Linked DNA regions of Homo sapiens: region 1 is linked to region 2. A link is an interaction called in ENCODE POLR2A ChIA-PET data of the cell type or tissue named here. Cell type or tissue: A673. All regions are shown on one strand. Links, peaks and the distances in the headings refer to the core of each region. The heading gives the core; the rest is flanking DNA.

Region 1 (5,394 bases), core at 160-5,159, 340 kb before region 2:
ACTTTTCCTCCCATAAAACATTAATGTAAAAATGAAAAAGGAAAAAGTATATATCTCAGAGAAATTAAGAACATGGGTTTTTAAAACATTTTTCCTTGAATCTTAATGTTAACTCTAAAGCTATCTTGAACATTTCAATAGTAATTTTCTCTTAAAATAAAAACATCAAGAAACTAATATCTAATTCAAGTAAAAAGACAGTTAATCAAAACTCAGAACAGGGTTGCTGTACTGACAAGCTACAGAGAGCTTTCAGATCTCAAGGTATCCCAGTAAAAATCACATTCCCATTTGATTTTTATATTTTTGGTTTGGCACACATAAAGGGAGTTTATGTCCATTGTACATGATCTACGTAGTTCATTCAAAAAGTTCTAGCAAAATAGAAGTATAAATTACCATTTGCCTTATCAATATAATAAAATAAAATTGTTATTGGATTACAGATTGTTTATAGCTGGCTATTTTATATTGTTTATAATATTTCATGGGCTAAAAATGATTAAGTGATGACTACATTCCATTTATTTTATTTTATTTTATTTTTATTTTTATTTTTTACCCAAGACTCAACAAAATAGTTCTTGGTTAAGCTTTTGGATTTTTGCCAATTGTATTGGTAAAAGATGGTATCTTGGTATAGTTTTAGTTTGCATTTTTAAAATTATAAGTGATGTCAACCATCTTTTTAAAATATTTTTAATGGCATTAGCATTTATTTTTATTTATATATATTTTTATTATACTTTAAGTTCTAGGGTACATGTGCACAACGTGCAGTTTTGCTATATATGTATACATGTGCCATGTTGGTGTGCTGCACCCATTAACTCATCATTTACATTAGGTATATATCCTAATGCTATCCCTGCCCCCTTCCTACATTCCATTTATTTTGGGAGAAAGATTTACAATATTATTAGAGTTTTTTTTTTTTTAACCCCTGCCTTTTTTTTTTAACTATTATTTGCTAGGCTGACATAAACAATTTTATACAAAGTTTACTCTCTTATATAATATTATACAGGGATTATGCATTGGCTTTAAACACTGAATTTGTGCAGAATTTTAGGGACCAACTTAATGTGATAAGCTTTCTTGAGGGGATTGACTTTGCATAATATGGTTCTTTTTTGGTCTTGCACCATTTTGTAAATTGTGGGTTCAGAAACAGGTCCAAATTAAAAGTGAAGCCTAGTAGTATATTTTAATGAGTGTGTGGACTGAATGTTATCAACTTAGGATGCAGACATTTTAGTTAGGGAGTAGTTCTATTTTACTTGATCTCTTGGCTGATAATTTCATTTTATTCAAGGACAATCTTAGGACACTATAAACAATATATAGTAGTAAATGTATGCTCCTTAATCCCTCCAATCCCTGATACTCATTATTCCTTGTCCTTGTTTGTTTTATACAGGGTGCATATGATCATCTGGCACAGTATTTTTAAATATAGTTTCTCATTTATTTTGTTATTTGTTGATTGTTGAGTGTCCAGTTGACTACAATTAGAATGCAACCTCTATGAGGACAGAGTTTCATTTGTTTTGTTAACTGCTATAACCTCAAAAAGATCTGGCTTTATAGAAGGTGCTCAATACATATTTGTTGAATTAATTGTGTCAACATAAATAAATATAATTTGGGAAAGCACATATTTCAAATCTGTTTTAGAAGTTAATATTTGTCTTCACTATAATTATATAAAGCTCTGATACAAGGATTGGCAAAGGTTTTCTTTAAAGGATAATGAGTATTTTAGATTTTGTGAGCTACCTGATCTTGTCAGAATTATTCAACTGCACAATTGTGTGTATATGAAAGCAGCTATGGATGGTATAAATATATCGATGTAGCTATGTACTAATAAAACTTTATTTAAAAAGAGGTGGCAGACCCAATTTGGCCTATAGGTCATAGTTTGTTGGCCCCTGGAATAATTAATCAAGTAGCAAGGCAATTGACGTTTTATTTCTCTTTTGGACACCAAAAAGGGAAATTTGTGTGATATCATTACAATCTTCTTTGAATGGTTTGCTCACAGGTTTGAAGCTCTTGATTTTTTTCTAGTGACATGGGAGCCACACATTAATATGCACAGGAAGCAAAAGCAGTCAAACATAATCAAACTATTGCCAGAACACACAGTGTGACAACATTTTTCCTAAACAAAGTTCAAAGTCACTCAAAGAATGCAGTTATTTATAAACAACTTGTAAAAACTTTAAACAAAAATGACAGTGTAAACTGCTTTTATTTCTTGGGTGTGGCATGAATAAAAAATTACATATGATAAGCATTACATAGCAAAGTTATATTTGTGCTATTTTGAAGTATAGGAAATGCAAAATAAAGGATGTCAGTATGGCTCTTTTAAAATGTTTCAACCAAAAACAAAACAAAAAGTGAAACATCAAATAAAGCAAAAACTTGACTTTACGTGCCTTTAGACCTTCACATTGAGGCTGTTTGTCCTTTTCTGTCTTCATTGATCCCACCGTTTAAAAAGCATAATCTACATTCAGAATCTCTATTCCCAACTTTTAATTACCCTTCAACAGATTGCAATCTGATCCATGGAAATCACCCTTTCCAAAGTGCTTGAGCAGTATATCTTTCTGAAAGCCAAATCCGACAGTCCTAATTTCATCTTCCTTTGCCTTGCTGGACATCTTTCAACCTCTTCTTAAGACTCAGTTGTTTCTTTGCATTTTTTTTTTTTTGGTTGTACACATACACCATGGAATACTATGCAGTCATAAAAAGAATAAAATCATGTTCTTTGCAGCAATATGGATGCAGCTGGAGGCTATTAAGTGAATTAATTTAGAAACAGAAACTCAGAACATATTCTCATAAGTGGGAGCAAAACAAAGGGTTCACATGGACATAAAGATGGAAACAATCGACACTGTCAATTCCCAAAGGAGGAAGGGAGGAAGGGGAGCAATGGTTGAAATCTACCTATCAGGTACTATGTTCATTATTTGGGTGATGCATTCAACAGAAACCCAAACATCAGCATTATGCAAATAGACCCATGTAGCACACCTGCACATGAACCCCCAGAATCTACTTAAAAAATCAAACTCATTGTTGGATGTCATTCCCTTTATTTTATGGCAATAGGAAACTTTGTTGTGCCTTGTTATTCCTCATTAAGCAATGACGCAATGCATTATAATTCCTTATCTATTAAATAGAATCGATTGGTAACAAGCTAAACTCCATCATTTCCCTCAGATTACTACTTGTTATTTGTTCCTGTCTCTGTGCCTTCAGATATGGTTTACTTAGGATTGCAGTTCTTCACTGACAGATCTGAGGATCACACCAACAGCATTTAACTCTGATTCCTGCCTTCTGCTATGCTGAGCTTCCTCTACACAGAAGCAACATTCTTCTCTTCAATCAAATATTGAATGATCCAGCAAACACTTTGAATATTTCATATGTATTTAATACTAATGAATAATAACCCAATGCAACATTTTTTAGCCATTTTCTTGTAGGGAGGAAAGTGATCTTAAACAGGTCACAGCAATGTAATATGATATTTACATCCAATTATTGAGGAAATGTGATGAAGGAAGAATATACGTCTATTGCACACAATTAGGGATGGCTTCTTGAACACAAATTTGAAGTGAATCTTCAAGGAAATAATGGAAAGAAACAGAATAAATGCTTTCTAAGTAGGGAAACAGCATACTAGATGAAGCTGCAGTGCATGACATCCAAAGAGGAGATGGATCTGGTTGGATAATAGTAACAAATATGTTTGAAAGTATTTTGGGCCAGACGTGGTGGATTATGCCTGTAATCCCAACAGTTTGGGAGGCAGAGGTGGGGGATCACTTGAGCCAAGGAATTCAAGACCAGCCTAGGCAATATGGCAAGACCCTGACTCTCTAAAACAAAATTGGCACGGTGTGAGCCCAGAGGTCGAGGCTGCAGTGAACCATGCAGTGTGCCACTACACTCCAGCCTGAGTGAAATAGCAAGACTATATCAAACACACAAAAAGGAAAAAATATAAGAAACAAAAAAATAAGAAAGAAAAGAAGGACATATTGAGATATTAGGGGTGGTAGAGGGGTCGTAGTGGTGGGATTTTAAAATTAGGATATTTCTGTGTTACCAGGACATTCTTTGCCATTTCTGTTTTCTACTTTCAAATTTTGCATCCAGTCTTTGTCAAATAGTAATTTTAACATGTTGCTTTATATGTATGGTAAAACTTTTTTTGCATCATTATTTGTATGTCTTGCCTTCTCTACTGATCTGAATCATTATTCAGCAAAGATTCTCATTGTCTTTATTTCCCTTAGAGAATATATTTAGCACAGTCCCTCAAGTAGGGGCTCTACAAATTTTTCCTGAATGAAGGAGTCTCCTACTGAACTCTACCAATAAAAACATCATAGCCTCTTGCCTACTGTTTATGTTCAATTCACTGACGCCCAACAAATTCATCCAACTTCTCTCTCTTTGAACTTTCCCAATCTTAGGCTAGATGCAGTGGAAAATCTGCCTTTTACTTGTCAGAATTTCAGGAGTGGCATCCTTTCCGTACAAAGCACCATCAATGAGTGTGCTCTGTGAGGAAGTACTACTATGTCACACAGCACACATAAAGACTTCGTTTTCTGATTTTAAAAAGTCTGGAAAATATGACAAACTATACTAGAATGAAATGAATGGCTTTGCTATTTTGCACCACTAGTAGAAAGCCATTATTCATCAATTTTGTTCACCCCACCAAACTGTGAAGCTTTACAACAGAAGCATTATTATGTGAGAAGAAGAGTATGACTATTATTTTAACAAAGCTTTTGTAGTTGCCATCAACATATAAACCTTGAATTTTTATCTTTCTTAACTTAGTGGCATGAAATGTAGGCCTTCTTTGCCTTCAAAGACTCTGACTTTATTTGAGATTCGGTATACACCCCATAATAATTAGGACTTCATCATGACTCTTGAGTAATGCTTTTGAAGGTTTGCCATTGAAGGAGGCTTTTTATTTCTGCTCCACACAGCACCGCACAAAATAAGCTGATGCTAGTGGTAGTTATATCTAGTGAACTAGATACTGTGCAAAAGCCAGGCTAGTCAAAGTTACATATAAATAACCTCTCTTATCTCTGCAATAGGCTATATAAGAATATAAATTTTTGATTTTACTAAATTAATTATGAAAAACTGTTTTCTATCAAAGTGAACTTTTAAGGCATTATGATAGAGATCAAAATAGTGTTTCCTTCTAGGAGAGACAATTGATTGAGAGGGTGCATGGGGGAACCTCTTGCAGTATTACTCTATATTTTGATTTGGCTTGTGGTTATACAACTGGTGGCCCATTCAGTTGGACACTTCAAATTAGAGCCC
Region 2 (5,394 bases), core at 110-5,109:
ATTTGTGAGTTTCTCTGAAACATTTGTAATCATGTATCAAAAGGCAGAATGCTAAGGTGGCTTGTTGTAATAATTTATACAGAGAATTCCCATTTTATGCCTCACAGGCCAACAAAGAGTTTAGCAATTGTTCTGTTAAATAAAGTGCTAAACTGGAACTAGAATCCCTGAATCCCATCCCCCAGCAGCATGGCTTTATTACCCTTACATGTCGCTTCTGGCAAAAGCCTCTGAGCATCTCTACCTTACAGTTTGAGGTTTTCACAATTATCATCATCTGCTTTGTTTTTAGGATGCACTTCCACTTCAAAATGGTATTCATGCTTGGGGATTGTGTTCGAAGCCATACAAAACACTAAGCCAATTTTATTTTGCTCATTATAACCAAAGGTTGAAAATATTTTACCCTGTCAATATTTTTCTTTTCTCACCCCATGGACTTCATACAGTCATATGCAACATAACGATGCTTGGGTCAAGATCACATATATGACAGTGGTCCCATAAGATTATAATAGAGATGAAAAATTTATATTGCCTAGTGATGTCCTAATGTCATAGGGCAGTGGATTACCCATGTTTGTGGTGATGCTTGTGTAAGCAAACCTACTATGCTGCCTGTCATTTAAACGGATAGCACATACAATTATGTACAGTACATAACACTTGATAATGATAATAAATGATTGCCTTACTGGTTTATGTATTTACTATACTTTAAAATGTTATCTTAGAGTGTACTTCTTCTACCTATAAAAAATGTTAATTGAAAAAACAGCCTCAGGCAGGTCCTTACAAGGTCCAGAAGAACACTTTGTTATCATATGAGATGATGTCATAGACAATGGCATGGTGTCATTGTCCCTGAAGACCTTCCACTGGGACAAGATGTGAAGGTGGAAGACAGTGATACTGAATATCCTGACCTTGTGTGGGGCTAGGATAATATGTGTGTTTGGGGCTTCATTTTTAACAACAACAAAAAAAGTTTTAAAAAGTAAAAAAAAAAAAAAAAAAAACAAAATAAAGCAGAAAGAAGCTTATAGAAAATATTTTTGTATAACTGTACAATGTGTTTATGTTTAAAGCTAAGTGTTTTACGAGTCAAAATTTTAAAAAAAACCAAAGTTTATAAAGTAAAAAAAGCTACAATAAGCTAAGGTTAATTTATTATTGAAGAAAAAATATTTTTAATAAGCTTAGTGTAGCCTAAGTGTACAGTGTTTATGAAGTCTACAGTAGTGTACAGTAATGTCCTAGGCCTTTGGGTTCACTCACTACACACTCAGTGACTCACCCAGAGCAACTTCCAGTCCATTCATGGTAAGTACCCTACACAGGTGTACTATTTTTTACCATATTTTTACTGAACCTTTTCTGCGTTTAGATATGTTTAGGTACACAAATACTTACCATTGTGTTATAATTGTCTCCAGTGTTCAGTACAGTAACATGTTCTACTGGTTTTCAGCCTAGGAGCATTAGGCTATACCATACAGCCTAGTTGTGTAGTAGACTGTACTATCTAGGATTGTGTATGTGCACTCTACCATGTTCCTGCAACATTACTGACTGACATATGACTGTATATATGGACAAATGTAGATAGATGCAAGATATAGATTAGATAGAATCAATAGATACTAAGTTGGTGCAAAGGTAATTGCATTTTTTGCCATTAAAAGTAATAGATACATACACATATATTATACCCTGAACTTAATACTTTACACATATAGAGTTTAAATCCACTAAAAAAAAGTCTGTGTAGTGGAATTGTCCCTGGTTTGTGGCTATCACACTAACACACTAATCAAGTCATTTTCAAAGAATTTTGTTAAATTACTAAAATGATGTAGACACTAGTCCCATCTTAGAAATTCACTCCCCCTTTGAGGATCCAGAATATGCAGAAAAAGGACAAATGTGTAACATTTTTGTTTGCTTCATTTGGTTGGTGTTTGCCTAGCAAGCTGCAAGCTTCTAGCAAGAATGCAAGCTTTTCCCTCTTCATGGTAGGCGCTCAATGAATAATTAATCATCAAACGAAGCTGCATTGGTTGCCAGGAGGTTAGCCACCGGGCATCAACTGTTACGGTGCGCTGGCTTGAGAGGAAAATATCTGGCTGACATGAAATCAGGTAATTAACGAATTCTAAGAAATTCTTTTGAAGAAAAAGGTCTGCTGCTGGAATAATTCAATAATAATAAAAGGAATTGAAGAAAAATATAACCTCTGCACTTTTTTCAACTTTTCAACAAGTGAGTTGCTAAAAACCCATATGCTTGTCATTCATAAATGCATTTCCAGACTTTATCACTTTCTCAAACTCCTTGATGCTTTTTGGCAGTTTTATTCCTTTTTGCCCCAGCTGTAGCAGTTCACTGTGCTGGAGGAGTTTTGAGTTACTGTGTCTTTCCGAGACATTGATAATTTCCACCTAATACATTGTACCGCTTGCAACTAGGAAAAGAAAATTGTGATGTGTCATCGTCTTGTCTTTAAGCGATTTCACTTGCAAAATTCCCTTAGTGCATAACTTACTCCGATTTCAAGTGAGACAACATGAATACTACATTACAACCTGGTAAGTCATAGATATTCTAAATTAGGAGAACGGGGAACTCAAATAAAGGATACATAAGTTTGTCAGTATGTGGGTGGGTTGGAGAGGAAGGGGAAGAAGACAAACAGAGAAATAATATAGGTTAGAAATTTTGTTCTTTGGATAAAATTGGCATATTGGGTTGACTCTATAGAAACATTAAAATGCATTGGAGATATAAAAAGCCTAGGAAAAAGAAAACTGTAATCAGATAATTCTCTTTATTATATAACCAGAAAATATGAAAAAACAGAGGCAGAAATATTGTTAAAAGTATATTAAAGAGTGTCTGAAAAATCATTTTATCACCCAAAACTTTAGATTCTCTTAGATTCTTTGCTAGTCAATTGTTATGAATCAAAGTTTTCTCTATTTTTTTTTTTTTTTTGTCTCCCAACCAGATAGATTTTGGTTCCCATTCAGGATAAAAGAAGAACAAAATCCATATGAACTATTCAAAATCTCATTTTTTATAATGTTTTTCTTGATCTCCTCCTACCAATACCCTCTCTCTTTCATTGTTCTTCTTTATATTTACTCCTCTGAGATGTCATTTCTACAGAAAACCGAAAAGCAGGAACCTAGCTTTGGAATCTTTGATATGCTCAGTATGTGACTCCATTCCCAAATGCCCTTTGTTTCAACTGAAATCTTTTTAGTCTTTTATGCTTTTTGTTCTTACTCCAGGCTAACATGAATAGAAATGCTTGACTACAAGATTTTGCATTCAATTTTTAGGTTGAAGGTTGAAGCATCTTCCTTCTGAAAGTGTCTAACTCAAAACTTTGCAAGTCACTTGAAAACTTGTTCTTTATTCTTTTCTATGACCCAAACAATTAACCAAGTCAGAGGGACAGATGAGAAAGAAGTACGGAAATTGCAGAACTTTTTCCACAGAAATAATTTGTGAGTGCATTATTTTTTTCTCTCTCTCTCTCCTACCAAATATCTATCTTAGAGAGCCTTAAAATTCATACATTATTTTAATGAGTAAAGGGTAGAAAATATTTTTATAAAATTTAAGGTACATTCATGTCTTTACGTGTAAATAAGCATTATCTTACTAAAGCAAGGATGTAGAAGAGATGACTTTTGGTTCTCTTTTGATCTCGAAGAAATGATGCGGAGACCACTGAGGCAGAAGAATAGGGTCTGGTGGCAGGGAACTTAGGCCGCTGATTTGTGCTGACTTCCTAAAGCTGAATCAAGGGAAACCATCAAGGTCTGGGGGAAAGGAATCTGAGGACAATTCGTGATAATTTCTTAAAGTTAAATCAAAGGTTAAACACCTGGGTCTGGGGTCAGAGAACCTAAGACCAATTAATGCGAACTTCCTAAAGCTAAACCAAAAGGGAAAACCCTGCCTCCCCACACCCCAGAAAGAAGGGATCCAAGGCCACTTTCTCTACAACCCTCCCCACCCCACCATGTCTAAGATGGAAAGGGAGAGTGCCTTGGAGTGGCCAAGGGCCAAGCACTGGGCACCCCTTCATCAGCACAGGGCGCCAGTCTGCTTGGCCTTGGGTTAGCCATGAGCCAATCCACCTCAGTCTTTAGCCATGGACCAAATCCTTTATCTAGATAAGGGTAACTGACAGGGACCTCAAAAAGGAGCACTTCCAACCCAGAAAACTGTAACTGAGCCCTTGAGCTGCTGACTCGGGCCCGCTCCCACCCTGTAGAGTGCTTTCTTGCTTTAATAAATCCCTGCTTTCGCTGCTTCATTTCTGTGTTTCGTTCCAAAGTAACAAACTTCATGCATTTTGTTCAATTCTTTGTTCAAAATGCCAAGGACCTGGACAACTCACTCAAGGCCTTCCTTCCGGTAACACCACCATCATCCTGTTTTGATGGTGTTTCTTGTTCAAAAATTGAAGTTGAGATTAGTGCTGTTAGGTTTCTCCACCTAACTTCTAAAGGGTATTTGTCAGATTGACTTACATGATATTTTATTCCAATTCTACATGTTTCACCATAAAAACACTCCTAATTTCCCTAATGAATATCACTCTTGACATCAGCCAATATACTCCTTTATGTTGTTCCCTTGAGGAAACAATGTTGAGAAAACTAATCTTCGGGAAAGATCCCATAAGAGTTTACTCTACATAGTTTAATTTGTCCCTTGAATATTTGATGTCAGAACAAAATACGTTTTACAGAAATATCTGCCCACACAGATGATTCCGGTGATTTAGACATTGTCTTTAACTTTAACCCCTAACTGTGAAGTGCTATAGTCATATGTGCTCCAATTATGCAAATATTATGTCTACAATTTCGTGGAATTTTTTAAAACCTGTATTTGAGTATTTTATATCCAGACTTTAATGAAAAAATAGACAAATTAAAAACACAGATTAAAAAACAAAAGAGTGAGTGCTTGAAAACAATGCAAAAGAACACAAAGAAAATCATCAAAGAAGTTTAGGGAAGTATTAAAATTAGCAGAAATTAAAATAACACACAGATTATCAAAATTATCATCTTTTTAAAATGACTTGAGAGCCTGGACATGTGTTTCTGGGGAGGTAGATGAAGCTTTCTCTTCAACAGTGTCAAATGAAGCTTTCTCTTCAATCGTCAAATGCAGCCACATGTGGCCCATGTGACTGCTAAATGAGCAAGTTATTTTTCCAATATCAGAAATTTTAAAGGCACTTATTCTCTGATGCAAAATAATTTGAACTATAAGGAAAAGCTTCCTTACTGGGCATTTGTTTCCACCTAGAATCTGAGTACAAATGTTTCCTGAATCACTTGAAAAGTATTGCTGTATAGCAGGGGC

What was found. Peaks named below come from ENCODE experiments on the same cell type or tissue, not always from the same donor. Only the 100,000 strongest peaks of a DNase experiment are listed, where the experiment ranks them.
Region 1: POLR2A ChIA-PET joins it to region 2 with 10 read pairs; 2 of 35 experiments call an interaction of 5 or more read pairs at or near these places.

What each region holds. Positions count from the first base shown.
Region 1 is chr2:142,192,258-142,197,651 of GRCh38, forward strand. No RefSeq gene overlaps it. Among named protein-coding and RNA genes, the nearest start is that of LRP1B, 64 kb to the left of the region's middle. In A673, for the core only: no CTCF peak of the experiment used is centred there; no DNase peak of the experiment used is centred there.
Region 2 is chr2:142,534,651-142,540,044 of GRCh38, forward strand. No RefSeq gene overlaps it. Among named protein-coding and RNA genes, the nearest start is that of KYNU, 340 kb to the right of the region's middle. In A673, for the core only: no CTCF peak of the experiment used is centred there; DNase peaks (open chromatin) are centred at 2,051 and 2,491; H3K4me3 peaks cover 1,652 bases; H3K27ac peaks cover 3,095 bases.